4 separate regions of the Mus musculus genome follow, and all the other regions are linked to region 1. A link is a loop called in an ENCODE intact Hi-C map of the cell type or tissue named here. Cell type or tissue: heart. All regions are shown on one strand. Region 1 overlaps Gm32728 (a long non-coding RNA gene). Region 2 has its middle 200 kb from the start of Gm39233. Region 3 holds the start of Cdh11 (cadherin 11). Region 4 has its middle 130 kb from the start of Gm39235.

The links. A loop is a pair of places that touch in the nucleus more often than their neighbours do. Peaks named below come from ENCODE experiments on the same cell type or tissue, not always from the same donor. Only the 100,000 strongest peaks of a DNase experiment are listed, where the experiment ranks them.
Region 2: it touches region 1 in a loop (3-fold over the local background); 3 of 42 quality-filtered maps call a loop at or near these places.
Region 3: it touches region 1 in a loop (8-fold over the local background); 14 of 42 quality-filtered maps call a loop at or near these places.
Region 4: it touches region 1 in a loop (10-fold over the local background); 9 of 42 quality-filtered maps call a loop at or near these places.

Annotation. Positions count from the first base shown.
Region 1 is chr8:104,025,011-104,033,010 of GRCm38, reverse strand. The region is part of intron 1 of Gm32728 (a long non-coding RNA gene); the gene reads left to right. Among named protein-coding and RNA genes, the nearest start is that of Gm32728, 7.8 kb to the left of the region's middle. In heart, CTCF peaks have their summits at 635 (motif pointing left), 4,156 (motif pointing right) and 5,276; a DNase peak (open chromatin) is centred at 4,230; H3K4me3 peaks cover 371 bases; H3K27ac peaks cover 575 bases; H3K27me3 peaks cover 233 bases.
Region 2 is chr8:102,512,138-102,520,137 of GRCm38, reverse strand. No RefSeq gene overlaps it. Among named protein-coding and RNA genes, the nearest start is that of Gm39233, 200 kb to the right of the region's middle. In heart, a CTCF peak has its summit at 4,207 (motif pointing left); no DNase peak of the experiment used is centred here.
Region 3 is chr8:102,780,949-102,788,948 of GRCm38, reverse strand. It overlaps Cdh11 (cadherin 11), which reads left to right and starts at 3,838. Exons shown (of 13, transcript NM_009866.5): 1 at 3,838-4,053. In heart, CTCF peaks have their summits at 3,653, 3,854, 7,628 and 7,827 (motif pointing right); DNase peaks (open chromatin) are centred at 3,848 and 4,898; H3K4me3 peaks cover 5,950 bases; H3K27ac peaks cover 4,982 bases; H3K27me3 peaks cover 1,343 bases.
Region 4 is chr8:103,851,436-103,859,435 of GRCm38, reverse strand. No RefSeq gene overlaps it. Among named protein-coding and RNA genes, the nearest start is that of Gm39235, 130 kb to the right of the region's middle. In heart, a CTCF peak has its summit at 3,622; no DNase peak of the experiment used is centred here; H3K27ac peaks cover 1,175 bases.

The DNA of each region.
Region 1 (8,000 bases):
GCCTCCTTCCTGGCTGAGCCCTGTGTGAGTTTGCTTCCATTGCTTTTTTTTTTTTTATACTAACCTTCTGGTTTTTGTAAACATCTCTAGTAGGTGTTGTTATCCCTCTTATGCAGATAAGGAAAATGAGGCCCAGGAATGTCCTATTACTTCCTGTGCTGTAAGCAGTTGGAGGTGTAGGCAAACTCAGGTCTGCTTTCCTGCAAAGTTGTCTCGCTGTTCCCATGACAATGGATACAGAGACCCAATCTTAATCATGTGCCCTCTCTCTAGTCACCCTCTCTGTGCTGGCAGGGTCTAGGAAGGGCTTAGTGTGTAAGCAGGCTCCATATGTAACTAGTTGTTGCAGGGCAGTAGCTTTGCTGTCCCCTGCCCTCTGATTTGCCCCAGCTCCCTTGCTTGTGTGGTTAACTTCTCTTTTTCTTCTGCACATGTTCTGGAAGTCTGGAGCAGGACATGCCTTTGAGCCTGGGACAAATAAATAGAGGAAGGATAAAATCAGACACCAGGCCAGACAGCAATTTAAACACACCAGACAAGAATCCCCCTTCCCTCCTGCCAGTTGCTTCCACCTTAGGGAAAATTGTCAGTGTATTGGTTTTGTTACTCTAGGTCTCTTTACTGCCACCTGCTGGAAGTTAGTGGCAACATATGCATTTCTGATTATGATCCATAAAGATATCCCCAAAGGCAGTGCAGACTCTTAGGCTATTTGCTTGAGTGGCCGTTCTAGAAGACAAATCTAGAACATTCCAGAAACATCGGGGAGGTTCATGGATCTTCTTTGCTGTTTGAGTTTAGGCTTCTGGGTCCTGTACAGTATGAGTCTCCAATCTTTAGACTCCCCACACTGGTTCATACCTGTTCATGTACCAGTGCTTGAAAGGAGCCTTGGTTGAATGAAGGGGGTTGGAGCACAGCACAAAGGTCCTTGGGCCCACAGATCTCCAGAGAAACCAGGAATGTTAAGCACACATGACGGTCTTTCTAATGGGAAAGATGAAAATCATATTCTTTCATCTAGAAAGGTGGAAATTGGAAGTGCTTAATAGCCTGGTGATCTGTGTTGGTCCATATCAAGCCCCTACAACCAGGACTGGAGGTGGCTAGTAATCTAAATGACCCTTAAAGCCAGGGCATCCCCAAGTTCCCACAAGTGGGACCAGAGGTACCAAAAAGGCTAAATGACTGACTCTTACTTACATTACCTTTATAGCCAGAGGCTCCCCCAAGCTCCCACAACTAGGACCTTGCTATTGGGTTAATAGCCCAAATGACTTCTATTATGTCTGTATGATGGAGACCAGGCCAAACCCTTCTATAGGTTCTTAGCCCAGTATAGGTAGACAGCCTATCTCTAGAACCCATTTTCTTGGAAGAAATGACATGTTCCCTGAGTCAAGTTTTGATGTAATTACATTTCCTTGTGTATTGGGGATTGTAATTATACCAGAAAAGTTTGTCCCCCAATTATACTGTTGCCAATTATTCAATGGGAATAAAACACCTGGGAGCAGATTCCTGGAAGTCTTGAGCTAGGTCAACAAGGTCAGTCTGAACCCAGTTTTCATTCTTACCTCTTTGTGGTTTGCTTCTCTGTCTGCCATGCTCCTTATATGGCGCCCAACATGGGATCAACCTTACGCTATTCATTCATCCACCCATCCTTTCACTAATTCACAAACTATGGAGGCAATTCACGTCTCTCCAGGAAACCGTTGTTATGGCAGGCACTGAAGGATCAATGGTGAGAGAGGAAGATGGACAAGCACACGGGATGTAGAGGTACCTCTGTGCCTTTCTCATGCCAGGCCTTCCTTCACCACCTCTGATGTCAGTCACCCGGTGACCAGTTCTGACAGCTCAGACTCACCGCTCACCTTGCCTATATATCATCTATGTCAGGAACCTGCTGTCTTTCTGTTCTTGGCCTGTCTTCATTGTGGGTCTCTCTTAGTCCACATAGGCTTGTTCACACAAGCCAGTTGTTAATAATCATGCAGGACTTATTTTTTTTTTTAACAAGATATGGTGAGAGACATCCAAATATGGAACTGACTGTTAAAAGGAAGACATCCGCTGTCATGTATCCCTAGGCTCAGGGTGGATGGGATTCTGGAAATATTAGGATTGATCTGGAGGCTAAAGAGGCAAGGGAGAAGAGGGCAGGAGTGTGGGGAGTTCCTGAAGAAGTGGGAGGGCAAGTGGATGCAATAAATTAGCGAAATATTGAATAGTTTGAAAAATTGGAGTATCTGACTCTGGGGTATTGCTTGGTCTGAGAAAGGAGTAGGGGATGTGGTTTGGTTGGTTTATATCAAAGATGCAGCGACTTAACTATCCAAATGGGCTGGCTCTCAGAGGGGCCGTCTCTCCAAATGTTAAAACATCCATAATATGGAAAATAGAAAAAGAGTTCACATCAGGCACCACCCCTCCCCCAGAGCTGCCGGTGGAGCCTGTGAGTGTGTGGAGAAATGCTCCCCCTCTTGTCCTTCAAGGGACCCCGTTCCTGAGGCCTTCCTTCTGTTGCCTAGAGTGGCTTTGCAAAGCACTTGTGCTTTTCTGTGTGCTTTCCACACACACACTTTGAAGATATTTTTCTTCCTTCTGTCATTACCTCTTAGGCCATCAATCCTGTTCCTGAGATTTCACCCTCAGTCTTGTGTCTCCTGTGCCTGTTGGGAACCCCACGTAAGCTACCTAGATCTGGCAGCCTTGGGTCTTTCTTTTTTTCTTTTTTTCCTCCTCCTCCTCCTCTTCCCCTCCTCCTCTTCCCCCTCCTCCTCTTCTTCCTCCTTCTCTTCTTCCTCCTCCTCCTCTTCCTCCTCCTCCTCTTCCTTCTCCTCATTTCTTCTTCCTCTTCCTCTTCCTCTTCTCCTTCTCCTTCTCTTTCTCCTTCTCCTCCTCCTCCTCCTTCTCCTTCTCCTCATCCTTCTCCTTCTCCTCCTCCTTCTTCTTCTTCTTCTTCTAGATATATACATGTATATATGTACATATACATATATAATGTGCCGGTGGTTTACCTTCATGCATGCATGTGTGCCACATGTAGGCCTAGTGTCAGATCCCCTAGTAGTAGAGATACAGATGGTGGTTAGCCACCCTGTGGGTGCTGGGAACTGAACCTGGTCATCTATAAGAACAAATGCTCTTCACCACTGAACCATCCCTTGATCCCCTGCTTTAGAGTTTTGCACAGCACTCAGGGAAGCTTCCTTGAGAAAACCGAAGAGTCTGATTATTGGTTGGAAGGACTGGGCACAGAGCAGCTCAAGCAGGGAGAGCTTCAGTGACCAGACCCTGGGGCTAGGAGGAGGAACAGCCTATTCTAGGAAGACTTTCAGAGGTGTCCCCCCCCCTCCCTGCCTATGACTTTTTGCCAGTTTTTATAGTATTTCGGTCTTCACTGCTCCACAGAAACAAAATCCCCAGCATGCCTTGCACCAAGATCTAGCCACACATCACAAAGGGGAGAACTCATTTGAGTGTGGATATATGCCTATTCAATTTTGAGTATGTAAAGGTAGGTGAGTCCCCATATAGTCAAGGACAGAAATTCACAAGTAATTAGATTTAAGAAGCAAGTATTTGGCTTTGTTCCTCAGGGTAGTGGCAGCAGTGAGAAACAGTTGTTGTTTTTCCTTCTTCCTCTTAAGAGTCTCCAGATATTCGTCCTTTTTAAGTCTTGGGGCTGTCACAGGCTTTGCCTGGGTCTCCATACCACTAGCCTTGAAAAGGCATCCCTTGACCCTGGTCAATTTACTGTGGTAAGCCCCACTAGATCTCTGGCTTCATGACCTGATCCCCGATGCTAGGCTCCAAAGAGCTGGAGTCTCAAGATTTTGCCCTTGCACACAAGCTGAGGTCTAGGGTCTACTGGTGCTGCCTCTTCTTAAAGTGAGTTTAGTTTTTCTCGTTTATTCTCTTTGGATCAGGACTGTGATGTTTAAGTTTTACCTATGTAGGACTTGATAATTCTTTACCTTCAGTTACCTCAACCACATAAGGATGGTACTGAGTGTGACCCGAGCGACAGTAAAAGGTTTGATATCACCCTTTTCAGACTCTAGAGTTGGAGTGAATATCTGAGGCTGCCTTGATCTCCGTTCTCTTACGCATGTCTCTACGCGACGATTCCGGCCGCCGCCAGGGGGCGCTGTGGTCACGCGGCCGTTCTCCAGCCTCCCCAGCCTGGTGAGCCTAGCCTTGCCAGCCTAGCCTTGCCGCCGCCCCTCTTGGAGCGCTGACTAGTAGCAGCTCCGACTGGCCTCTGTGTTGTGTCCACATTCCAACCCGTCCGCCAATGCATGCTGTCACAGTTGGGAACTCTAATGAGATTCGGTACCTTCTGGCCTCAGTTTGCGAGTCTGGAAAGTGACTCTGTGGCACTGCCTGCTGCCCTGTGGCCACTCAGAAGCTCCAGGTCTCCTGGTTTCTCTTCCTGGGCTCACTGGGTCCTGGAACTTGGTGCCTAACTCAATTAGGTCCCTTCAGTTGTCTTGACAGAGAAAGCAACTTCTCTTTTGCTTCTCCCACCTTTCTCTTATACCTCCTCCCCCTTCCTATCTTTTACTGCTGGCCAACTGAGGACTTAGTTCGAGTCTGGTGTCTTTTCTCCAGAGGAGACCTTTGTTCTAAAGCATGATTTTCCCACCCTCAGATCCATTCTACAGTTGCTGCTGCCTACACAGGGTGAAAACTTAGAAGCCTCCGTCTAACAGCTTTGTTTCCAGCCCCGCCTCGGCCCCATCCTAGGAGGGAACAGAATTTAGGGATTTCCAAGTTCCAACCAGACTGGGTTGTTCTGGAGACCACCTGACACTTGCTCCAGAATGGGGATAGAGGACGCTTAAATATGTGCGCTTTTAGGTGGCTCTGGACCACTGAGGCAAGCTGCCTCTGAGAGGTGGGTCTTGAGCTTGCATTTTAACGTTTCACCCAGGGCGAGGCTGACCCTAGAGATTGCTGCTCCAAGAGGAACCTCCGACGTGGACGAGGAAGTGCCATCCAATCCCAGCAGGTGCAGCGGGCTTGAGTCCTTGGATCCGAGGGAAGATGGTTGGGAAGCTAAGAGAAGGGGCAGGAGAGAGGAGTCACTCCTGGCCGCAAGTGCTGAGTGGTAGCTTGCAGAGACCTGGGGTGGGCAGGTGAATGTGGAACTGGGGTGGGCCCTGTGCTCTTTAAAAGGTGGAGTTCTTTTAAAGAGCACAGGGCAAAGGCCCATAGAAAAACCTGAAATGACAAGTGATGACTGGTAGCCATTGTCCATCTCTGCCTGGGGGAGGCAGTAGTGAGCTACAGAAGGTTAGTGCTTCCCAAGGAGTCTCCTACCCGAGGGCAGGATAACAAGAAAGACCTAAAAGCCTTGGCTGACTGGAAGGAGACTGGACCACAGAGCACAGGCTGTGCCCTCTGCTACCCATCTTTGGGATGTAGGTCTTCCTTTGTCACCTGCTTCCTCCTGGCCCTCCCGAGGAACCTGTTATGACAGTGTTTGCAAGAAGCTGACAGAGCAATGAGAATAATTTAGAAATGCCGAACAGGGGACCCACACATCCATATTTTTTAAAGGCAGATATAAAAAATGTAAAGAGTGTAAAAGCGTGGCTCTCCCCCACCCCAACCCTGGCCTCCCAGAGACTTCCCCCAGGCAACAATTAGTACACGGGCTTCCTGCACAGCTTTCTACATACTGTGAGGCTACAAACACGTACGGCCATATGTCTCCCTTTAAAAATACAGCGCATTATACAGACTCTTCTACACCTTGCTTCGTCCTAAAAATACGTTTTAAAAATATATCTTCCAGACAGCTCAGTATCGCCATCTGAGGCTGCTCTCTGTCTCCCTGCGTGGTTGACGCTGTGTCCCCGGGGACAGCAGATCCTTCACATGCCAACTGACCACGGGCAGGTTGCTTAATTGGTCTGTACACCAGTTGCTCATTAAAAGGCGAAAGACAACAATCACAGCAATGACACTCATTTCATGAGCTCATGAGGAGTCAAGGTCACACACACACAGAAAACAGTCCGTATAGTGCCTGGTGGGCAGAAAGGGCTCAGCATACTACATACTAGTTGCCCATTAAAAAGAGACGACAACAACAACAACAACAACAATAATAATCTCATGAATTCGTGAGAATTCAAGGTCATAAGCAACAAACAGCCACTCCACATAGAACAATGATTCTCAACTTTCCTAATGCTGACCCTTTAATACAACATGGGGGTTCTCATGTTGTGCTGACCCCCAACCATAAAGTCATTTCATTGCTACTTCCTAAATTTGTATTTGTATTTTTTTTTTTTTTTTTGAGACAGGGTTTCTCTGTGTAGCCCTGGCTGTCCTGGACTCATTTTGTAGACCAGGCTGGCCTCGAACTCAGAAATCCTCCTGCCTCTGCCTCCCAAGTGCTGGGATTAAAGGTGTGTGCCTCCACGCCGGGCTTAAATTTGTAATTTTGCTACTGTTAGGAATCATAATGTAAGTAACTGACACACAGGATAGCTGGTAGGCGACCCTGTGTCGTCGTGACCTACAGGTTGAGAACCACTGGCTATGAGGTCTGGCATGCAGTAAGTGCTCAATGAATTTGGGTTACTAAGGTCATCACATTTTCACTCTGAATGCCCTGCCCGGCAGTGGGTCATGGAAGAGCTCTTGACTCTTGCCTCTCTCATCAGCTGTGTGCCCTTGAAAAGAAGAAAACTTTCCTGACTCTCTGGTCCTCCTGAACCATCTATAGCGTTTGATTTTAGCCACTTGCGGGGGGTGGGTGGGTGGTGGGGTGGTGGTGGTGGTGGTGGAGGTGGAGGGGACGAGATGAGATAAAGGACAAACGTGGCACCTGGGGAAGGGCCTAGCACATGTCAGTAATGAGAAACATCAGCAGTAGCTGTCCTTTAAGCCTTTACTGTGAGCCCGGTGTGGGACTTAAGTGGCCTCTTGTGAGCTCCTGGCAACCCTGTGCCATTTATCTCCCAGCTTTCGCAAGCCCTCCTGTGTGTCTGATGTGTTCTGTGCTTCTCAGTGGGCTAGCTACCGTATTATCCCTATTTTACAGCAAGAGGGTCGGATAGCCGAGAATAGTTCGGTTTAGGAGCTGGTGAGATGGCTCAGTGGGTAAGAGCATAGATAGACACCAGGACCCACATTTGAGGTCCTGGTACCAACATAAAAACCAAAAGCCAGCTATGGCTGTGCATGTCTGCAACCCGAGCTTTGGAAGGCAGAGACAGGCTGATTGGTTCCCAGGGCTCCCTGCCCAGCAAGCCCAGCAGAAATGGCAGGTGCTTGGTGAGAGACCCTTTGTTAAGGCAATGAAGTAGAAGGACAGAGGAAGACACCTGACACCCTCCTTTGGCCTCCATGTGCACACATGTCTGCACAATCATATTCATGCAAAACACATATACATATACAACACACACATACACATATACACATACATACACAACACACACATGCTTGACACACACATATACACATGCACACACATGTGCACACATGCATACACAACATATACATACACACATGCACACACTACACAACACACACATACTTGACATATATACACACACACTACACACATGCACACACATGCATACACAACATACATACATACATACATAACATACATACATACATACATACATACATATGTGTGCACACACAGAAAGAGGGGGGGTAGAGGGAGAGAAGGAGAGATATTGAGGACAGACTATGAATTTCAAATGTGCCTGGTGATTCCCTGAGGTTCCTAGAGACCTACTCCTGGGCCTCCCTCCCTCCCTTCCTCCTTCCTTCTTTCAGTTTCTTCCCATCCATGTCTCTCCCCTTTTGTCTTCCTCCCTCTGCCTCCTAACTCCCTTTCCTTATGTTCTGATCTCCCTGACTTGTCAGACTCCGGATGTATCCAGAGTATGTATACACGGCCCTTAGATACAGGAGCAGAAATCCAAGATACTGCAGACACAGCCAGTCTGTGTCCA
Region 2 (8,000 bases), 1.5 Mb after region 1:
AATTTACTAGAGTATACATGTGATTCCTTAAGCATTAGAGTTGTCCTAATTACCAATTCATATATTCAGCATATGAACTATGATATAATCACATGTTTAAAAATGCAATCATTTATCAACTTGATTATAATAACTTCTCTATAATAAAAGAGGTCTCCCTTCATTGCAATGTTGAGTAAATGTTAAATTAATCATGGGCCCATGCCAAATCTGCTTTTATAGGAAAAAAAAAAAAGCAAATAAATCGCTTTTCCCAGTGACTCACATTGTGTTTCTTCCAACAGTGGTTTTATAATTACTTCTTTGACTATCCAAGTGATAATATCAAGATGTATCTCAACCTTTCCATTAGTCCTTTTTGTGCAAATATATTGGAAAAAATGACCAATGATTTAATACGCCAAGCAAAAGGTCAATCCTAAACACTCCCCCATCTTTATACCAGATGGATCAGAATACAGATAATAAAAGAGACATTTTGGTAGCAAAATTACTTTGCTTTGAATCCCAACAGTAAGAATCCTGAAAAGGCTAAGTTCTTAAATAAAGGTTTGCTATTTCTTTGTAATAGAAGAGTCAAAAGTAATATAAATTTTGTGCAGAATATAGCCATCTTGTAGTGAACTATGTAGTTGGACACTGTGCATAAGAAAACCCATTAAGCTCCTATTGTTTAGAGAATTCACAAATTATTCAAAACTTCTCAAGGAAGTAATTTATCATCTCAGTGGAGGCAGAGTAGTGGGCTTTCAATGATAGAACATTTATGGAAGTGGGTCTATCAGTGTCTTTTAATTATGAGAAAATAATGTTCTCGAGAAGGTAAGTGATGTCCATAATCCTATAACAAAATTAGCAGAATCAACCAGTATTATTTTGTGATTCTAGTTTATCATGGGCGCTTTACTGCTATTTTAGATGATATCTGATTTAATGAATTATTTGAAATTAAAGACATTTTCATTTTGGTTTTGTTTCAAAATCTTTCTTCAGTTTGGCTGTCTCTAGAGACTTTCAGAACCAACATGATTAGATGTATTTGAAAGTATGCTTGGGGGAGAAAAGAATCAACTGGTCTCTATGGAATGAGTCCCTCCTCTCTTATGATAAGATTAAAGAAATAAGGAAGTTTAGTACTATTTTTATGGTTGATTTGAGAAAGTGGATGAGATAGGGACAATTGTTATGTATCTTATAAGAAGAAGCAGCGCAGAAGACGGATGTTGAAGACTTGAAGAAGAATCTTTTTCTTTATAACAGAGAGAGGGAAAAAACACAAGGAATATTATAGGTCCCAGTAAAATGTTTCTAACATCTGCACAGTTGCCTGTTTTATGATATACTGAAGAAAGAGGGTTGGTGCAATTAGGAGCAGTTCTATATTAACTCTTGCATAATTCTTCTCTGCCTTTACATCCCATAGAGGGTGATTAATATGGTAATGACAGTCTTCATGTGCTCTTGAGTTAACCACCAGTATGATTGGGAAAGACACTTGTGGAAGTGTTAAGCAAGAGGTTTTGCCCAACATAGGTCTGTTAGATGAGCTTATGTATTTGTTCCAGGGATCCCTTGGGCCCATAACAAATGCTATTTGATTTGTGTGTAATCTGATTGCTTGCTTTAACAATAAATGCTTTATTCCTTTGGCTTTACTTAATAAGCCTCTTCATTTTAGATAGATTCATGATAACCTGACATCTGACAATCAAGATGACAAAGGAGAAATTAACATAAGATGTTGGTACAGGGCCACTCTATATCTGATGGAATAGATGGGATCCTGACAGCTCCTCCAACAAGGCAGGAGTGCAGTTTGGAAATCTTTCTCCTGATTATTTGGCAGAATATCCCCCAATATAATTAAATTAACCAGTGAGGTATATATTAATACACTCAATAATCATATAAGTAGTTATAGATGTGAGAAATATGATCAATATAAAGATAATTCACCTTGTTGGTTATTATTGAGAGGTATTATGCACCTGTATTATTTTTCTCAGTTCTTTGCAAGAGCATCTGGAAGAATTAAGACTTCAGGAAGAAGAGCTATACTTTGGATCATGGTTTCATGCTGAAGAAGGCATGTTAGCTACAGCACCAGACCAATAATTGTAGGCACTTAGGCTGAACTGATGTCCTAATCAGTAAGTAGTGGGCACAAAGAAAAGAGGAGATAGAAGTGGGGTAATGTTTTAACGTTCAAGACCTGTCCTACAAGACATCTGTGAACTAGGTCTCATATTCAAAACTAGGTCTCTACATGCTCCCAATACAGATCCAGCTGGGGACCAAGTGATCAATCATATGAGATTGTGCACATTTCAGACTCAAACCATAACATCTTGAGTAATCAGTTCATACCATGTTGCAAATGAGTCTGAGAGTAGTCTCTCTCTCTCTCTCTCTCTCTCTCTCTCTCTCTCTCTCTCTCTCTCTCTCTCTCTCTCTCTCTTCCTCTCTCTCTCCCTCCCTCCCTCCCTCCCTCCCTCCCTCTCTACCTCCCTCTCTCCCTCCATCCATCCCTCCTCCATCTCTGTGTTAGATCATGAAGCCTACCTCATGCCACACAAAGGGAAATCAGGAAAATGTGAACAGCAAAAGCTGAGCTGAAGAATCAGAGTAGCTGCACATCAAAGAGGGCTCAGTGCTCAACCAAATCAGGCCTCCTATGACATAGTTGAGTAGGCTGGAATCCTGACATATGGGACTGGGGTCTCTGAGTGAAAGCCGTGTTTCAGAGTTCATCAGCTCACGCTTCTCTAAAGCTTCCAAGACAGTGATTCTAACCTCTCCAATACTGTAACACCTTGAAACAGTCCTTCTTGTTCTGGTGACTTCCAACCATAAAATTATTTTTGTTGCTATTTCATAAATGTAATTTTGCTACTGCTGGGAATTGTAATGTAAATATCTGTATTTTCCAGTGGTCTTAGGTGACCCCTGTGAAGGGTCTTTCAACCCTCAAATGGATCACAACTCACAAGTTGAGAAACATTCTTCTAAGCCTATGGAAGAAACACTTCCATGACGTTACCTAAAAACCCATACTGTACCTCTGTGGATTTCATATTCCTCCAGATCAAACAAACAAACAAACAAACAAACCACAACAGCAAAAATCCCAGATCCATTCAATTGATATGTCCATCAACACACCTTTAATCAATCAGTGACATTAATAATTATTAGCACAACTCTAACTGAGGTTGTGTGGATAAAAGAGTTATAAATCTGGGAAGGGCAGCATTCAGGATTCAGAGGCAGCTAACAACCTTAGCAGATGTTATAAACTTGTTACCATGGCTTCTACATTCTTGAATAAAAAGATTCCCACATAGGGAGAGTTTGAAATGCCTGTATTTTATAGCAGATGGTAGAAACAGGGATTTGAAATGCTATGAAGCAAGATATATATATATATATATATATATATATATATATAGTTACTTGTATTTTATTTGATTTTTCCGTGCTAGAGGATATTCCAAGATCTTCATGGATACCAAGGAAAAGTTGGGAGAGTTACATTTAAAGGAGAACAAAAGGAAATTATATTAAAGTAATTTGTGTCTTAGGTACATACCTTTGACGAGGCTATTAGGGATGGGCTTGAGTATAGCCCCAATATAAACTAACAGTGAGTCTCCCTGCATCCCAGGAGTGATGGAAGCAGAGACAGTAACAAAATTTAACTTATATTCCAATAAGAATGAAAGTGACATAGTGATATGGCCAGTTGATGATTCTTAATGACCTAGTGCATGCCATCTCTTAGATAAACCTCATAATCTCTTGTTTGATTCCCAGAACAAATTAATATTCATGCAACACATTTTCAGAATGAATGTCTAGATTCCCAGAATGTAGGGCATTTAAGAAGATGACAAATATATGCTGCAATAATTTAAAAAAACTCTACAAGTATTATGTGTTCAAGCGACCTGGAGTAATGGAACTGCTTAAATACTTTAGGATAGATGGAAATACAAAAGAAAAATACCATGATACACACACACAAACACACACACACACACACACACACACACACACACACACACACACACACACCAACATTGGTTCTCATTTTGAGTGTGAAGTCATTTAAATTTATATGTGGAAACTTGCCTATAATTTCTCTTATTTTAAAGAATGAATTCCTGATATTTGGCCCCACCCAGTGGCCATTTTCACTGTCCTCTGGTGTATAACAAGATTCACTCTCAGAAGATCCAGTATGACATGCTATGGTTTTGGAGTGTGAAATAAGAGATTTTTAGTAGTGATGAATGCCAAGTGTAAGATTCAATAATTTCAAATCTAAACACTTTTCTTTTTGTCCTAAAGATAAATATCTCCACTGTTGTAGGGTTATTGTTTGATGGTGTATGTAAAACTGAATGTCCAAGAAAATGTTACTTTGATATATTCCATTGATCACTTGGTAATTGTACAACATAATCATCAAGTGACTAAATGATAGAAATAAACCCTGGTAAAATTACGGGGAAAGCTAATATGTGACCCAGACTATGTAAGTCATTAGAGTGCTTCTGACCCCAACCTGCAAGGGAGCTGAGTTTGCTCTTCCCCTGTTTGCCCAATCTATGTTTAGGAACTAGTGGCTTGAAGTCTTTGGTTCTTTAACAAGTAGTAGTAAGTCTGTTTATTACCATTCCCAATGAGCACCCCCTCCCCCATAAGATTATGTTTGCCTCACCTTTGGAAAGTAGAACACTTAAATGTGTAGAGGTATCAATCTCCAAATGAAGTCATCATCAAATGTTAAATTAGCAGTCAAAACTGTGACTATCTCATACATTACTAATTGTTGCTAGGCTCTGTCAGGAAAGCAGCATATATTCTAAGAGAGTGGATCCTTGTATCCTGGCAGTCAAAGCTATGTTGTTTCTCTCCTCATAAAAAGAAATTTATTACTGTACTGAGGATACTTACACACACACACACACACACACACACACACACACACACACACACACACAGCATGTGTATTTAGTTTCTTTTGCTTAGCACTTTTGTGGTGAGAGATTTTGGATTAAAAGCAAGGCATCAAAGGAGATCAAAGTAGATGTAGCAAGACAATAAATCAAACAAGAACCCACAGCAAGACTTTCAAATGATTGACAGTTTCTGAAGCACAGTATAAAGAGAAAGCTGAGAGAAGAGGTCAGAGTTGGAGGCAAGGAAGAAAGGATTGGATTTCAGGAGATCTTACGCATTTTGCTAAAATTTATCCTTTCACAAAAGAAGGGCAGCTAATTACAGAGAGCTGATTGAGATCGTTATTGCACTAAACCAGGTCACAGACTATGGCTGCCTGATAAAATATAAGGGCAGGGAGAACAACTGAATGTGATCAAGAAATTCCAAAAAGGTAACTGTGCAAAAGAGTGAGGAACAGGAAGTATCTTAGGATCAGCTGCAGGCTACTGTTTAGGCAATGGTTGTTGCAATGATGAATATGAAAAGAGTTGATGGAGCAATGTTCATTGGGTATTCACTAGGTTGGTTTTAAGTGGCTGTTTATATCTTGGTGGATATAATACATGAGTAGACTGACCATATTGCTATGATTTTATAGGCCCGCCACTCCCAAAAGATATTTTTATTTGATGTTCTCTAGGCCCATATCTTGGTTTAGAGATACATGCATATGTATCTATTTCATGGATTAATTTTGATACTCTCTTTATCTCTGTTTCTGTCTCTGCCTTCATCTCTCTGCTTATATCCCCTCTCTCTTTACACACACACACACACACACACACACACACACACACACACACACACTTTTTTCTATGACTGGGAGCATAATTTATAGCCTTATCATGAATTTCATAACATTTAGTGAAATGGAAATATATAGCAAGGGAAAAATTCAGAGTACATGCATTCCATTTATAAGGAGGCCCAGAAGTCTTCTTATAGTTAAGGCAAATTTTCTGTGCATTTGAGTTTAATGAACTATTTCAAATGCTGGCACCTGGACAGCTGTTCTCTCAATTAAAGATTTCACCCATGCTTTTTCAAGTGAACTGAACTTTGTGGATACCATTACACAGAGATGCTCATTTCATTAGAGGACCGAGGGGCTTTGGAAATGAGTTCTTATGTGAAAGTACAATCCCCAGTTCCTGCTCAGTTATATTTGTTTCCACTTCTGCCCTCACTTATAACCTTGTGTCTACTACTTGAAGCAAGCATACCTCAAGTTATGTATTTTCAAGGTCAACTATCTTTCATTGCAGGGTTCTTCCATCTTTTCAAGTTTATAACTCAAATTATTCATCCCTTTTTTGATGCTTACAACATCTCAACTTTACTCACAACTTCTCCTTTTACTCACAACTTCTTAATCAACTTCATTGAAGTTTGTTCTATAGTACATAGGCCCATTCTAAACTAATGTGCTGTGAGTTTTGACAAATATTCATACCTCCATAAAGGAAAGTATTAAGTAAGTTCTGGCTTAAGGCTACCATGGAAAGATCTATTGTGTGCACATGTGCAAAGGTAATTTTGTATTACTGAGTTTTAATTTATCTCACTTAATTTATCTTACATGGGAGTAAAATTATGAGGTCATTCTTTTTTAAAGAAGAAGTTTAAGCACTGGGCCAAAAAACCATGAGGTTATAACTTTCCTAACCAAAAAAATGTTTCTTTCCAAAAGAGAAATGAGATGTAAGCATTAAACCATAAAATGTATAACCAGATTATATCAAGAGTTTAATAAAAGTTAGTGCTTATCTTTCTTTAAAATCTTTAACTGTTTTTATTTAGATCTATTTGTTTATTCAATTGTTCATATTAAAACTGGAGGTTTTTATTTCTCAATAATTTTATACATGAGTTTAAGGCATAAAACATGTATCTAAGACAGAATTCTTTATAGACACAGAACAGAATGTTAATTATTTTCAACTGCATTTAAATGAAAGATGAAACACATTTTATTTTAGTTTCCTATTTATTTTATTTTATGTTCATGAGTGTATTGCATGCATATGTATATGATACAGACCATGTGCTTATCTATTTCCTGCAGAAGAAGAAGGCAGCAGATACCCTGGAACTGGAGTTAAGGATTGTTGGGAGTCACCATTTGGGTCCTTAGAAGTGAACGAAGTCTTTGAAACAGAAACAAATGCTCTTAAATGTAGACTTAGATTTTTTTTTCAAAACCTACTTTATTTAGGGTTCTTAAACTCTTCAACCTCCTTTCTAACTCATACACCAGAGGTAGGGGGAAAAGGAAGTTTATAGGAAAAGGGAGTTGTGGACCCGTTAAGCAGGAATTCCTTGGAACAATTCCCCTCCTCGTTTTCAGGACATCAGCAGTCCAGTTCAATAGCAACACCAAACAGGAATGAATAGTGGAAGCAAAATCCAGCAGGAACTGCCTGGCTCCACCAAATTGGCACAAGTCAGTGGAATCTGCCCGAATCAGCAAGAGTACCACACAAAGTTCTTTGGTGAAACGTTCTTTGGTGTGTGTGTCTCCCTCATATGAAGTGAAGATCAGTGAAAACCAGCAAAGATCATCAAAGACCAGCAAAATATTGCTTGGAGGGAGGAAACAATGCAAGAGCATCCTGTCGCTGTTTGTAGAGTGCAATTTATGTTCTTTCTAAAAATCAGGTGCCCTCTCAACTATCTGTTTTCAGCAAAACATCATATGCTCTCTCCCAAGACAGCTTCCAGAAAATCATCACAGGATACAACCGAGTTGTTAAAGAAAACAGAAATTTCCACTTCACTCAAACACTGAGCCTTTTCTCCAGAGTCAGTTTGTTTGTTTGTTTATCATTTATTCATTCATTCTTTCACCCATTCAATTTGAGTCTCAACTCTTTCAGAGATAAGGTGATATGTGATATTGGCAATTTATTTATTTTCCCTCTTTCAGGTTTCCATACCTTCAAAATGAAATAAACAACAACAACAATAATCAAAAACAACCTTCCTTATTGATT
Region 3 (8,000 bases), 1.2 Mb after region 1:
TTTTGCCTTACTTGCAAGGTCTTTTACCAAAAGGCCTACTAGAAGAAAAATTTCTAGAAGATCTGGGGACCCTGGGGCTTCTGGCTAGAAATGAAGAATCGCCACCTAGGCCCTGGGTATCTTCAGAGTTAGAGGAAAGGCACATCAAAGGGACCGGGTCCCTTTGATGAGGGAAAGACATGAAATTATCAGCTCTGCTAAACAGATAAAGACAGAGACTAGAGGAAGCTCATTTGGGCTTCCTCGGGTTTGCATTGGGAGGCATAGACAACCTTGAACCATAGTTTTCAACCCCCCTGTAAAGCAAAGCAAAAACACCAAAGAAAATAAGCAGCAGAACTTGGTAGCTGCCTGGGGGAACTTGAGGAGTTACTTCTCTCTCTCTTTTTTTCTCTTTATTCTTTTTCCTTTTACAATCTGAGCTGAAATCACACATTGCTCCACCCAAGTGCTTAATATGGATTTGGAAGATAGATCCTAACATCATCATAAAAAGAAGAAAAATCCTTTCTGAAATGCACGCTGTACGCTGTGTAGGTGTGCTCGCAGAGTCAAGCGCAAGAATGTCTGAGTCCCTAGGAATTAATCTCTTATGAGCACTACGGGGTAGGTAGGGATGAGGCTTAGAGCACTACGGGGTAGGGATGAGGGTTAAGTACTCTAACATGTATAAGGTTCTCTAATGCAGCTCGTAAGAACCAGACTTGAAGAAAATAAGTTTTTCCACTTATTTTCTCTCTTCAAATGCCTTGCAAGAAGTTCCCCCTGTGGGGTTTAGTCGTGGGTCACGGAATGGCCCGCTCATCGTCCTGAAAGAAATGCCTGTTCCTGTTAATGATCATCTGAGATGTTTTAGCAAATCTGTACAACCATCATTGCTGTTTGATTTACAGCGTTTCTGAGCAGAAACTGCTTTCAATCCACTTCAAAATAGCCAGTTCCTGTTTGTAACCTCAACCCCGGGGCAACCACTGCTATGCCGTCCACATCTGTAAACTTGCCTTTTCTAGACATTACATATGAGTGGAATAATGTGTCGTATTGCATGTGGCTTTTAGCATATTTCTGAGGTTCCTCCGTGATGTGACAAGTGTCTTGATCCCTCTCCTTTCTCTTGCTGAATAATATTCCATTGAATGGATACATCACCTCTTACGTGCCCGCCTCATCTCTCCTTGGCTATTGTTTCCCATATACACTCCAATGGAACTAAAGCAGGTATGAACATTTCACGTGACTATTTTGGTGTGGCAGGTTTTTTGTTTTTCTTTTTCTGATTTTGAGAAGAACCTTGGTGTAGAATTGTGCAAAGACTGTTGATTCAAGTGTGCAGCGCCACTTGAAACCTACCAAGAGAAGTTCAGCTTCATTGTAAATATTCGATGATGTTATTGTTCATGAAGTGGATGGATAGTCTAAAGAACAAGTAATGTCACTTAGTGAACTCTGGACAGAAAGCAAACGCGATGCCCAGCTCAAGTCCCATCACAAGTAAACAGGCTCAGACTGGGCTACACCTCGAACTGGAGTCCATGAGCCTATCCTCCACGGTGCTCTCCTCACTGCAGGCTCCAGCAAGAGGTTACATGGATGTTAGCTGTAGGTTTTGCTCGTTCCCTTCATGCAGCGCGGTAAAGATTGGAAAATCCAGGAGCTGTCATAAATGCCAGGGTTAGTGGGACACTTTCCGTTCGTTCCTCCCTCCCTGTAACTTCACTTGTTATGTGGGAATGATTAGGTAGCAGCCCCTCTGTTCTTTTACAGTGGGGACTTCCGGTGGTGGTTTGGAACGTGCCCAAAGTTTTAGGGCTTAGATCCGACTTCAGATGAAAGGACAGAGCCAAAGAAATCAAGAAGAAAGAGAAAACCTAACCCAATGGTGGTAGAAGGGGCTTAGGTCCCTGCACCAAGATGAGCAGGTAGAAAGCTCAGCTAGCAGTCTCCAGACAAGTACCGGATTCCCCCCACCACCACCTCCCCCCCCCCCCTGCTTGCTAGTCTTCCCCCCACACCCCTCCGGCGCCCAGCAGCTGCTACCAGCGGCGGCGTGTGTTGTGGCGGTGGCGGTGGGAGGCCTGGAACTTTGGGCACGATCCGGAATGAGGGAAGAGGGAAGCTGGGAGATGAGTGAAGTGGGTAGCTGAAAGCTTAGCGCCCCCTTTCCCCAAAAGAGTGGGCAGTTTAAAGGCCACGTCCACACGGAGTGACAGGCGCTTCCTTTCCAACAGTATGGTTACTGTGGGTGGGGGGTAGGGGCGGCACCCAGTGTCACAGGGACCTGGAGATGCTGCGGAAAACGCAAGCACAGGGCAGATATTCCAGCGGTCTTGTCTGCGCCTTGGTTCCTGATCTCATTTCCAGGAGCCCGACGGGGACCGTTGATCTGTGAGAGTTCCGGGTCCCCAGGACTGGTGGCTAAGTGCTTTGGTGGTGGGATTCAGCCACCATTTGTTCTCCCTGGGTTCTCAAGTGCCCTTCCCATGCGCTTTGGGTCCTGGCGCTCTCTTCCATTGGTGGCCTCTTTTCTTTTTTTAACTTCTGATTCCTGTTAAACTCCCCCTTTAGGTCTTCCTGCTTCTGCTGCATAGTCCAGCTTTTGTCCCTTGTCATTTTATTGTTCTTTTCCTGAGGTCGCCACTCCCAAGCCACCGCGACTTTCCTCAAAAAATCCCTTTTTATCCTTCGCCCATTGGAAACTCTACTTCTGCTCTTTCTAACATCTTCCAGACTGGAAACTTGTCCTAATCCAAGGTCCCCACTGAAGCATGGATCCTTAGTTCCCAGTCACGGTGCGGGTCCCCACGCTGCTCTAGGTAGGAAGAGCGCCCCGCCCCGCCCAGTCCCTGGCGCTTTTTTTTTTTTTTTTTGAAGATCCAGTTCTTCTGCCCAGACACTGTAAAGTGGACAGGAATCAGGTTGGGGTATCCTTTGCTGGGTTCTCGTGAGAAAGATATAAACAGGGGGCTGAGTCAGGGTGCGGGTATTCTTCACGTAGGCCCATCCTCTGGTCGAATGGCATTCTCTTTGGGGCCTTGAGGGGCTCTGTGGTGTCCATTCTGGGAGGCAACAAGTGAAACTGCCGGATGGGGGTGTTGCTTGTAATTGGCTGGAACAGAAGCTAGAGACTCTGTCCTGGTGGGGCTGACCCTAAAGAAGGCTTTGCATGTAGGGTAGAACAACATTGAGGAAAAACTCTATTCTTCTCAAGTCCGAATGCCCCTGTCTAGTGTCTTCACCGATTTCCCCGCAAGCGGATTTCTCAAAGGATAGATACCGGGATGCTGAAGGTTCGTGGGAGAGGGCACTGGGCAGGAGTGGTCAACGTGGAGATATTTTCAGAGTGCTAACTGATAAAGCCTAGAATGCGCTCCCTAATTCCGGATTGCCTCCCCTACTTGGGCAATGCCTTCCATCCAATCCATCCTCCGGCGGGCCGGTTGAGGCCCTAGCTTGTCCAGCTGGAGCGGATTTCAGGAAAAGAGGAAAATGGGGGCTCTCAAGCCCTCTCCAGCTTCCCTCCGTCGTCCTTCCTGATTGGCTGTGTATCCCCGGAGCCCAACTTCAGTCGCTCCAGACTGTGTCTGAGCCCCCACAGGAGACGGAGCGCTGCGACCCAGGGCAGGAGGGGCGGCCAGGCCACCTATTCCTGGGTTTGGCATCTCTCGGGGCCCCAGGGGGGGAGGAGCGCCGACAGGGTAGGCATCCATCGCCTCCTCCAGGCCCAATTCTCGGCGTCTAGCAGCCTCGGTTCCTCTCCGCCCCCCTTTCCCTCCCAGCGTCGGCCTCCCTCCTCCTCCCCCCTCACCCGCCCGCCTGCCCGCCACCTCCCCCCGGTTTCTCATTCCTGCCACTAGCGCGCTCCGCGGCTCATTCCGCGGCCGCCGCCAGCTGAGGGGAGCGTCGCGGGCCGAGGAGCAGATGCCGCGGGGGCCGCTCGCAGCCGCCGCCGACTTGTGAATGGGACTCGGACCGGGGCCCGGGCTGACACCGCTGCGCTCGCCCCGTGCCAGGGACAGCCGGCCAGGAGGTCGTGTCCACCCGCAACGGCCCCAGGTGAGGCGCTCTGCTCGGCTCTAGACCCTATCTAGATGGGGCTTCTCGGAGTAGGCAGAAAGGGGAAAGAATTGCTTCTGAAAGAGACTGTTGCGGAAGGGGGAGGTTGCTGGCTGATGGAGATCAGTAAAGCAAAGCAGAAGGGCTTTTTTTTGGGGGGGGGGTGAGGTTAAAAATCAGAGAAAAGGGAGGCAGCCTGCTGTGGACGCAGGCAGAGCAGGGGTTTGAGGCGCCAGATGTGCGCTCCCCGGTTCTTTGATTGTTGCCCCCCCCCCGGGGTGAGGGGCTGTTGCACCAAGGCTTCAGCACAGGGGGATTGCTTTGGGTTGGGGCAAGGAACTGCAGAGCGGAGCTCTGGACACGCAGACTGCTCCCGTGATGTCTCTAGGGAAAGTCGACCCCTGTGCGGTGCCCGCCCGCGCTGCGCCTGTTCCCCAGACAAGATCGCTCTCTGCGGGGTTCCTAGAGGGGATCCTCCCGCGCCTTCCTAAAGAGCTCCCCTAGACCCGGTGCCTGTGTAGAGAGTGCGGTCGAAGCCCAGAAGATAGCCGGCGGCCGGGAGGGAGCGGCGATTGGATTGGCCGCACTTTGATAGTGTGGGTCGGGGGCTGTGGACTGCGGCTCAGAGGCTGGGGGTTGCGGTGTGAGCTAGCCCCTCCAGCCCCCGCCTTTTCGGGGACTTCAGTCACCTATCCTAACCTCCCAGTGATGCAGGGAATGCTCTGTGAGCGGCTCAGACTCAGACTAGACTCGGGCTTGGACTGGAGGAAGCTTTCTAGGGTCAATGTTAACTTTGAGAATCAAACCTTCCCGGAAAGCCTGCGCCTCCTCTCGGAGCGCTCCAAGCCTCCACTGTTTCCTCACAATCGGCCTCCCTCCCTGTGCTTGGCCTCCCAGCCGGGATGTGCTGAGAGCAAGGAGCAGCGGGAAGCTGGAGGCTGCGGGAGCATCCAATTCCCCTCGCAACCCAGCCTAGCCTTGGCAGGGTCTTTTCGCTCCTGGTCCCCGGAGAAAGTGGGACCCAGGAGGCTTCCTATTCTCTCTCTTGCCAAGGCCCGGATTTCACCCGGGCTCCGCACTCCTGCCTTCAGCGGGTGAAAGGTTCGCTAGATGTTCGAAGAAGCCCTGTTGCTTTTTGTTAATAATGCAGCAGGAATTTCACGGGCTATCGCACTGCTATGAAGAAATTGCATCTTCTAATTATTTAACGGTGCCGTTTCTGCATGACGGAGGGTCGTCCCTGAGGGCTGGGAGTGGGTTTGTTAATGAAAGCCTGGCACTGCAGGAGGGTAGAGATTTGTCTAAAAGTCTCCCCTTCATTTTTTTTTTTTCTTCAAGAAATCTTTAACGATGGCTCCCGAATCCTTTCCTATTTTCTCCTGATCGGTCTTATCTGTGGACTAGGAAGCAGTAAGTTTTGGGTTTAATCACAGAAAGCAGTGATAATTAATCTGGCGAGAGGATAGATCAATTTCCTTATCTCTAGGGCTCGTAGCAGACGTCCAGGGGTTTGCGGGGTGTCTGGAATTTCTGGGGACCGGTCTACAGATGTGTTCTCAGGACCGAGGATCCCTCTCATCAGCATATTAACGAGGCTGAACTGAGTGCGAGCGCCTTTAAGGGTAGCAGAGAAAAAAGAGAAGGGACTGGCCTTCATTTCAATAATGTTGGAATTGTTTTCTCTCATAAGCAAGGAGACAGAGCCCCAGAACCTAGAAAGGGATGCTCAACCCCAGCTGCAGGCAGCTTGGTCTTCTATCAGAACAAAGGAATAAAAGTTACAAAACAAAGGGACATAGCTGTGGCCAGTACTAGAGGGACCCTGAAGCCACAGGCACATTAAGTTCCTTAAACAATCTCTGACTCTTAAGTTTTAGGGTTGGCCAGTTAGGCCCTCGTATTCGAACCCTCTGTGCAAAACATCTATCCTGCCTAGTACAAAGGAATGTGATCAGCACTCAGAAGAGACCAGACAGAGGCATCTAAAGGCCAGGAAACTTTGCTGGGTGGAACTGGGGTTTGCATCTTGCCTTCTGAGACAAGGCATTGCACCCCAACAAACATATTGAAGTCCTTGGAGTCTATACTTGTATCTTTAGTAGCAAGCAATGGTTACTGACACTCTTATAATTATTAGTTCTATATGTCCTGATTGGGATGTCATATGGAGAGAGAGAGAGAGAGAGAGAGAGAGAGAGAGAGAGAGAATGAGAGAGAATCTTCATCTCTGGAGTGTGTGTGTGTGTGTGTGTGTGTGTGTAAACAATTAGGATAATGGAAATGAGATGATCTAGTCTTGGAAATTTGTTTAACGTGGATTTATTGCATACTAGGAAAAAAACAAAAGCAAAAAGAAAAAAGAAAGAAAAGGAAAGAAAGAAAGAAAGCCTTTAAAAATAGTTTTTGTGGAAACACTGGGCCATCTTGATAACACTCCAGAATTTACATTATGTTCGGAACGCTTATCAGTGCACCACAGCAAATTACTAGAAACTTAAATTCTATTTTCAATTAAGATGCAATCTTTTGTTAATTTAAATAAAAGTAAAAGCTACAGCTCTCTCTCTCTCTCTCTCTCTCTCTCTCTCTCTCTCTCTCTCTCTCTCTCTCTCTCTCCTCTCTCTGGCACAGAACTCATATTTCCACATTTTCTGTGGTGGCTTCAGAATGTTTATTTGTGGGAGAAGGGTGCAGAGTTGGAGAGCTATGTCATCATTTGGGGGAATGTGGATCAATTTCATGCCCCTTTAATGCACATGTCTTCATAATTCATGGTTTTTCTTTCACTTTGAATAGAATTACATGGCTGCTTTGTCAGGATTCAGGTTTGGAGACCCTCATATGGAAGGGAATCACCACGACATTGACTTCATGGTTTGATTTACAGTCACAAAACCTACACTCCCACAAGCTCTGAGTGTCTGGAAACCTTTCCTATAAGTGCCAATAACCTAGGAATCAGACAATCTACATAGACTTTGATCTACAATATGTAAATCTATGTTTCCGAACCACCTAAACAAGGGCTACACATCTGATTTTAGTCTTCAACCCCAATGCTTTTATGTTGAAAGCTCAAAAGTCTGCTATGTTTATTCGAGCCTATTTTCAACACTGACTTTTTAAAACTTTGATTATTGTGTGCCCATTTACTGACTAATAATTACAAAATACACTTCATGGAGTTGAGGGGAGGCAGTGAACTTTTTCTCTTACAATCAATTCCCTGAGAATTGCTATGAATTTCTAAGTATTCCCTTAGAAATATTCATTTAATTTATATGCTCACTAGTGAGTGATTTTACTGCATCAAAATATACATGCAGTGAATTTCTCCTTTATGAAATTGGTCATTACTTCATCAGACGTTGGCTAATGTATCAAGAGCTCACATTCTTTATTTATAGTTTGAAGACGTCAATGTTTCCACTTCAGAGTTAGTGCTCCAGAAATATATAAAGATATCTAGCCTAACTAAAATTATAAGTTAATTTTTAATGGAAAAAAAGGAACAAAATCCACAGGTTTGTTGGAGGAAGAAAGGAAAAACAGGAGAAAGTTGGAAACATTTTAATTTCCTCGTCTGCATTCACCAGTCCATCAGAATGACTGTGATGGTCATCTAGAGTTTCCACTCTATGTTGGAAGGACTAAAGAACAGAGTGAAGGAGGATAACTAAACATCTTTCTGCTTTACATTTGCACTGACATTGAGAGACTTGTGCATCTATGGGAATGGACTCCTTTGCGGAAGATTGCGCTTTTGGCCACTAGAGGGCAATGGTGACCTTCTCCAACTTTCGACATGGAGCCCCTCTGCTTTTTGAGGGCACCGTGAAAAGCAGTTTTGTTACTAGTCTTGTCTGCACCTCTGCGAAGAGGCCAGATTCCTGTCTCCGCAGCTCGGGCTCTGCTCCGGTAGATTGTGTGCATGACCGTCTTCCGAG
Region 4 (8,000 bases), 170 kb after region 1:
GGATTTCTCACTGCAGTGTGTTCAGACAGGCTGCTTCTGATAGCCTAGATTGTGTTTAAATGGGCAGATGGGGAAAGCAAAGTTTATCTCAGCATTCCTATGGCAAAATTCTAGATAATGAAGTATCTTAGGAGTGACTCCTTATGGATGTGTGGTCTTTCCTCTTTCTCTCATAGGCCCGAAACTTACTCTCTTAAAATGAGATTGTAAGTTAGGCTGCCCACATGGTCTGAGCTCTCTTTGTTCTTGGTGGAAATAGCTATCAGGTCTTTAACACACAGGATGACACCTACCCTAGAATCAGATCAAGAGACAGATTAGGGAGGGCCTGGTGGTAAGGTCTAGAGACGAAAGGGCATCTGAAGCCATCAGAAGAGAAAGATGATTTTGAGGGATAGATTGGAGCAGTGTATGCAGACACCATGAGGTCACTTGTGGGTTCTATATGAGGGCCCAGAAATGACACTGAGTAGGCTTTTCAATTCTATCATTGACTCAATCTGAAGACATAGGTAGGGTCCATACTTAATGGCTTCATGACCATCTTGATCTAATTCAAGTCTGATTTATGATGGCGAATTTTATGGGTTAAGTTGATCTGCTACAAGGTACCCATATACTTGGTTGAATATTATTCTGGGTGTGTTTCCAAGGGTATTACTTTGTATTAACATTTCAACCAGTAGACAGAAAGCAGTTGGCCCACCCTAGTGAGTGGACTTTATACAATTCATTGAAAACCCGAATGGAACAAAAAGCCAGAGAGAAAGACATGTAAGAATTCATTCCTGCATGTCTTACAGCTGGGATATCATTTTCTCATATTTTTGGACTTGGATTTGAATTGAACCAGTTGGCTTTCCAGATTGCCAGCTGCAGATCTTAGTCTTCTTGGTTTCCATAATCATTTCAGACAATTCCTTATGGCAAATTTCTTCCTAGTATATGTATGACAATATAGCACATAAGAACATCTTCAAATATATAACATAATGAATGTCTTCTCATATTCAGACATTTGTATGTGTATGTGTTGCTGTGTATGATGTTAGTTCTGCTTCTCTGTGGAACACTGATTATCACAGTACTTTAAAAACATTGGAAATTTTAGAGAGAGAGAGAGAGAGAGAGAGAGAGAGAGAGAGAGAGAGAGTGTGAAATTTCAGGCTGCTGTATATTTTTTTCTTATTTATTTATTTATTTATTTATTTATTTATTTTTATTAGATATTTTCTTTATATACATTTCAAATGCTATCCTGAAAGTTTCCTATACCCTTCTCCAGCCCTGCTCCCCTACCCACCCACTCTTGGCCCTGGCATTCCCCTGTACTGGGGCATATAAAGTTTGCAATACCAAGGGGACTCTCTTCCCAGTGATGGCTGACTAGGTCATCTTCTGCTACATATGCAGCTAGAGATATGAGCTCTGGGGGTACTGGTTAATTCATATTGTTGCAGACCCCTTCAGCTCCTTGGGTGCTTTCTCTAGCTTCTCCATTGGAGACCCTGTGTTCCATCTTATAGATGACTGTGAGCATCCACTTCTGCATTTGTCAGGCAGTGGCATAGCTTCATATAAGACAGCTATAACAGGGTCCCTTCAGCAAAATCTTTCTGGCATATGCAATAGTGTCTGGGTTTGGTGGCTGATTATGGGATGGATCCCCAGGTGGGGTAGTCTCTGGATAGTCCATCCTTTCATCTTCAGGCTGATGTATCTTAAATGAAGTATTCACTAAAAACTTAAATGAAGGAGAGCTTCAGTATGTATTTACTAAATAAATGAATGTACAAAGCATACACTGGGAAACAGTAGAACAAGTCCTCCTCATTGAAGACTATGATGCTTTGTCAAAATGGCATAGGATTTGGACGTATACAGTGAAGTACATACTAAAAGTCTCCATGAGCTGAATTCATATACTGAGTCAGTTTATACAATGCAGAGATTATTTCCTTCTTTTTAAAACCCATCACAGAGTAGGTGTGCAGGAATTAGTGGAACAGTCTTTGAAGCACCGAGTATGTCATTTATCGCCTTTCAGATGCACACCTGATCTATCTCAGGCACTCTGTACCATGAAAAGAACTGGAGTCTCCTCTGCGCCTGGATATTGAAGTGCTTAGTGTGGTGACATTTGCTGTCATTAGACTCATGGAACTTAAAACTTAGAGGCAGTTTATTTCTTTTCTACTGTGACTTGTAAGTAACTTCAGAGGGAGAATGAGATAGGGACAGAGGGTGGAAAAAAGGGGAGGGGGCAACCCTAATGGTCAAAAGCCTTTCTAGAATTCAAGACCTAACTGTCCGAGTGTTTATGTTTCTCCCATTCACAGGATGAAATTCTGACCCTCAAGGGTCAGATATGAAGATGGAGGAGCTTTTGAAAGATATGCCAAAGGTAGACCCTTCGCACACAGGTTTCATGCCCTTAGAAAAGAAGCTTGAAGGAACTGTTGTCTTTCTTTCTGCATATAGGATTACATCACATGAGATTACAGATGATGACTCTCCCAATACTGAATTTCCTGGAACTTTATCTTGGGCTTCTCAGTCTTTGTAATTATGAAAAATGTGTTATTTGTAAGGCAAGCAGCCCTTGTTATTTTGTTGTAGCAGTATAAGCAGGGAAATGGTTGAACACCTCTTGAGGTGTCTTGGAACTAGCTGTAGATGTGACTGAAGGGCATCAGCATTCCACAAGGGATTAATGCCAATGTTTACTCTCTGAATGCCACCCAGATGTTGCTCTCATTGGACCAACCTACTGTGTAAACCCCGTTACCCTCCCAGGTAACATTTCCTTATTCCTTCTTAGCCAGTGGGCACAGTTGAGGCTCTGATACTAGGTGTTTCCATGATGCTGACTGGCTATGCACTTGGCCTTTTCCCCTACTGTGTTTTATGGGGTTGGGTTGTCCACCATCTACTCTGCAGCCACCTGTACCCAGAGTATCTTTCCTTACACATTGCCTTCCTGGATGAGTCCTTCTTACCCTATGAAGCAGCTCAAGGTGCCCTCTTTACCGGAGGTGTGTCCTGACAAGACAGCGATGCCCTGTGCATCATTGAAGGGCAGGGAGATAAGACCACTCCAGAGAGGGTTTCAGGGACCAGCATCTGCTTTATTGCTTATGAGCCACCACTTATATAGTGGAAGCCTATCGACTGTGATTGATTAGCGCGTTACCTCAGATTGGATTATGAACAATCAGACAATCAGGGTCTCTATGCGGAAGAAGCACATTACAGAAAACTTGAAGAGCGCAGACTGGTCTGCAGGGCAGCTACAGGCTACTCACAGCACTTCAGAATTCAGTGTTTTGACTTCTGGGGCATGGTACACAAAGCTTCTTGTTTAGCAGCAGTGTGCCAGGTAGGCTAGCTGCCAGGTCCTGCCCGCATTTTCTTCTACATCAATGTTACCAGGCATAGGTTATGGCTCAATTGTCTTTGCTTCCTCCGGCTCTCCTTGCTCAGTGATTGCCCTTGCTACCCAGCTTTACAGTTTTGTTTAATTGTCCAGCTCCATTAGAATGTGGCTCCCTGGAACCAGGAGCTCTACCAACCTCATTCTGCTTCTCCGGGGTAAACACAGGAACTGGTCCATGACGGACACCTAGTGTAGGTTTGAGGGAAATAATTCAATGATCTCAAACTTTACATTCTTTTTGTCTGTGTTTCTTCTTCCACCCAGCACTTAAACACCCAGAGAATAGATGTGATTGATTCCAGATAACATTTGAAATCATTATTGCTTTAAAAAAAACTGCATTCCTTAACCTTTAAAGCTAGCCCGGGCACGCTATTGTGTGAGAAGCAGTTTTTAGATGCAGGCGTGGCTGACATTCATTCTTCTGGCCTCAAAGCTCGCCTCAGCCTCTTGTATCTTACATGGACGTGTTGTCAGAGAATATTTTTATCATCCTGTCATGCTTAGAAAGCCGGGTCCTTGATCCCAGTCATTTCTAAGTCAAAAGTGATATAGTCTCCCGATCCCTGTGCTCACAGTAAATCCCTGGCAGAGTCTCCTGCTTTGGGGGGACGTGTGACATGCTCTTTTGCAGCACATTTCAGACACCTGCTCAGTGACGAAAGATAATTTAACACCTGCCCAGGCTTTCCCAGTGGCCCTGCAACTGGCTTAATAGGATGTAGAATGTAGTGTGAGCGGAGTGGGAGAGTCCACCAGTGTGACCGGGTGGAAGCAGCTCCACAGCGGTCTCTGCCCCTGCTTGGCTCCTCTTGACAGGGGAAGCCCCCGCTGGTCAGTCTTCTTTGGTAATAACACACCTTCCCCATGATTTGGCTATGGGCTCTGTCATGTAGAGGAGCCCAGAGGGACATGGGGGCTGGCGGCTGTCCATTGTGAGTGCTAGACTCTAAGGTACAATTGTCACTATAGTCCCTCTTGCCTGAGCATCTGTTGTAAAATAAGATTCTCTAAGTCCTCCAAAACTGTTCACCGAACAAGGCAGCCCAAAGTATGAAATGAAATGGATTAGGTTTACCAAATGTTTGCCGATGTCTATTCTTTCAAATAAAATAGTCTATAGCTTAGATGGAATGTTTGGGACTGGCCAAAGCACTAGACCAGAATAGACTTACAATATTTTAGTGCTAGTCATGGGGTCCTGGTAATGCAAGACAGTGAGAGTGCACCTTGTGCACAGTTGAAAGGCATGAAAGTCAGTAACAAAGAAAGAGATGGTTGGGGTGGGGAGAGAGGGAGGGAGGGAGGGAGAGAGAGAGATATTGATTGATTGATTGATTGATATGAGTTACCTTAAGTGTTCTTAGTGAGCACACTTCCACTTCCAGGCATGAGAGAGATGGTGGCGATGCTGGGTCTTGGTACCCGTGAGTCTCTTATAAGCTGAGCCCCTGGATGAGATTCCAGCATCTGTAAGGTGTTCTTTTATTCTCAACCTGTTTTAATCACATTTATTTATTTATTTTGTTTATTTATTGTGTGTTTGTGAGTGTGCATGTGTTCCTGTGTCTGTGTATGTGTGCATGAGTGTGTAGGCCAGCAGACAACTCACAGGAGTTGGTTCTCTTTGCCCATCACTGGGTCACTGGAATTGAACTCCTATAGTCAGAGTTGGCAGCAAATACCTTTACTGGCTGAACCATTGCCTTAGCCTTAAGAGGTATACTTCTTTAGAACTTATTTATTTACTTTAGTTTATGTATTTATTGCTGAATGTATGTATGCATACCATGTGTGTACAAGAGCTCCAAGAGGTCATGAAAGGACCTTGGGTCCACTGGAATGGGAATTACATGTTTAGCTGTGAGCTGACTTGTGGTTTCTGGGAACTGAAGCCAGGTCCTCTGCAGTAGGGCTAAGCCATGTTAACAGCTGAGACACTTCTCTAGTCCCCAAAGTATAGTTCTTCTAGTCCTCTTTATTATGTATTGCCCATGACTAACACAACCACGTATCATATACTGAATAGCACTGTATGTATTAAATGGAGCAAGCAGATGTTTGTGAATAATCGGAAGGGGCAATTCTCACAGAATTTTTTGTTTCTTGTTTTGTCTTTATGTGATGGACTTTGGACCTCAGACTCTGGATCAGATGTAACTCCACTAAAATGGGGGTGGTAATGATGACACATAATCAATGCTGATGGCCACCAACCTCTGGTGACTTCTTCTTTGTGCCCACCATGACAGTATATTCCATGATCTGTCTTCTTTTCGTTTTTGCAACAATTTTACGTATTTGGGAATTAGGATGTTTTGGATGCCATCTTTTTGAGTGAGGGACTACTTTATAGGGACTACTCTGACTTTTTTATATATGCACACTTCTGGGAGTGCTACTCCTATCAGGTTAAAGACATGTTCATCAGTGCTCCATCCTTGTCGATATCATCAACTGCCCAGGTTGCTCTTGTCTTAGGATCTAGGACTTTATAGACATGAAATGATATTACAGGACTATTTCAGCATCTGGCTTCTTTGCTTCAGCAGAATGTCTCACCGACTCACCGTTGTTTACTTTTGCAGGGCTGAGACTTAAACTCAGGACCTTGTGCACACCACACAAGTGCTTCATTACTGAGCTACCATCCCAGACCAAGAGTTCGTTTTTATAATTACTATGAAATATTCTACTACTGTGTGAACATACTGTGGTGCAGAAGTGTTGTTAGCATTCCTTCTAGGCTCTGCCCAGCAGTTACCTGGCAACAGACAGATTAGACCTGGCTTGCTATAAAAGGGGCTGTTTGGCCTCTCCTCTCTCTTACTATCTCTCTGCCCCCCCCCCCCCTCTCTGACTTTCTTCTCTCCTTGACCCCTTTCTCTCTCTCTCCTCCCCCCCCTCACTCCACACGCTCCTGGCAGGCCTCCAGTTCTCTCTTCTTCTCCTCCTCTTTCTTCTTCTCCTCCTTCTTCTCCACCACCCCTCTCCTTCTCTGTCTCTACTCCATTCTCAACTCTCCTTCCCAGGCCCTAAATAAACTATTCTGTACCCTACACCTGTAATATGGCTGCTAGCTCATGGGGAAGGGATGCCTCACCATGGGCCTGCAGAGGTACCCCTCCCACCTCAACACACCACATTCTATCAAACATATCCTGACTCTTTTTATAAAATACAACAACTGTAATAATTGCATGTTCATGTATGTGTGCATGTGTGTGTACGTGTGTGCGTGCTTCTGTGTGTGTGTGTGTGTGTGTGTGTGTGTGTGTGTGTGTGTGTGTAGGTGATATCTGCAGACCAAATCTAAACACACTGACTACAGGATGCAACACATGAGCCTGCATCACCAGTCAACCACACTGCCCCCCCCACCCCCCTTTTTTGTTTTTTTTTTTTTGTTTTTTGTTTTTTTTCGAGACAGGGTTTCTCTGTGTAGCCCTGGCTATCCTGGAACTCACTTTGGAGACCAGGCTGGCCTCGAACTCAGAAATCTGCCTGCCTCTGCCTCCTGAGTGCTGGGATTAAAGGCGTGTGCCACTATGCCCAGCTGCACACTGCCCTTTTCTACTTGTTCCCTGTAATGGACTACACCTTGAAAATGCAGCCATTTTCCAGGACAGAAGGCCGGACTATTGCTAATGCCAAGGCCTCTATTCCTTTACCCACTCTTGATTCGAGTTTAACAGAAGAGGTAGTACTTTGATGTTCGAATTGTGCCTTTGATCAAAAGCTTGCTGGCTCCCTCATGTCTCTTAGAACAAGACAGTAGCTGTATTGTGCTGGCTCATGTTGTAACATTTTGGACAGCAGAAATGACATTTACATGAAACAGCCATCCTTGGAATGCACGAGATAAGACAATTTCTACAGCTCATCGAAGAAAAGTCCCCAGCGTTGACTTTAAATCAAACAGAAGTAATAGCATGCCATCCTGGCTTCCCCGTCTCTACCTGCTGTTAATTAAAATCCCGATAAGAGAACTCAGTCAACATCCATAGGAGGAAGACCAAAGAGCATGGTGTAAAAATGTTCAGATGAAAGCACAGTTAATCAGAATTAAAACAAAAGGCTCCCAAGCACACCCTTCATTCACCTTTGGTTTCTGCTGGGTGAGAAGATTAATATGTGAAGGTAATTTCTATGCACCCACCCCCTTTACCTCCACCCCAACCTCCTGCTGTACTTCCCAAACTGAACTGCTGGAAATAATTGAACAATTACTTTGTGCAACGTTATCAAAGTTTACTAAATTGTTCCCATCAGCTCTGCCCAATTACTTAACTTCGGCTGATTTGCATACTGCAGAGCAGAGCGATGTAAAGGGTTTCCGAAGTTGTGCCTAGTTATTTTTGAGCAGGGAGAACTTGGAGAGTTCATTTGGTTCAAATCTATCCCTCTTGGAGATGAGGAAGCTCGGGGGCAGAGCGATGAAATGACCTGCTCAGGGTTCATGTAGAGTACAGACAGGGTGAGGCTGTGCCCTCTGCTTCTCAGACCCCCCACACCCTTGGCGGGGCTCTGAATGGGCCAACCCATGCCAGCCTCCGCAAGGCTA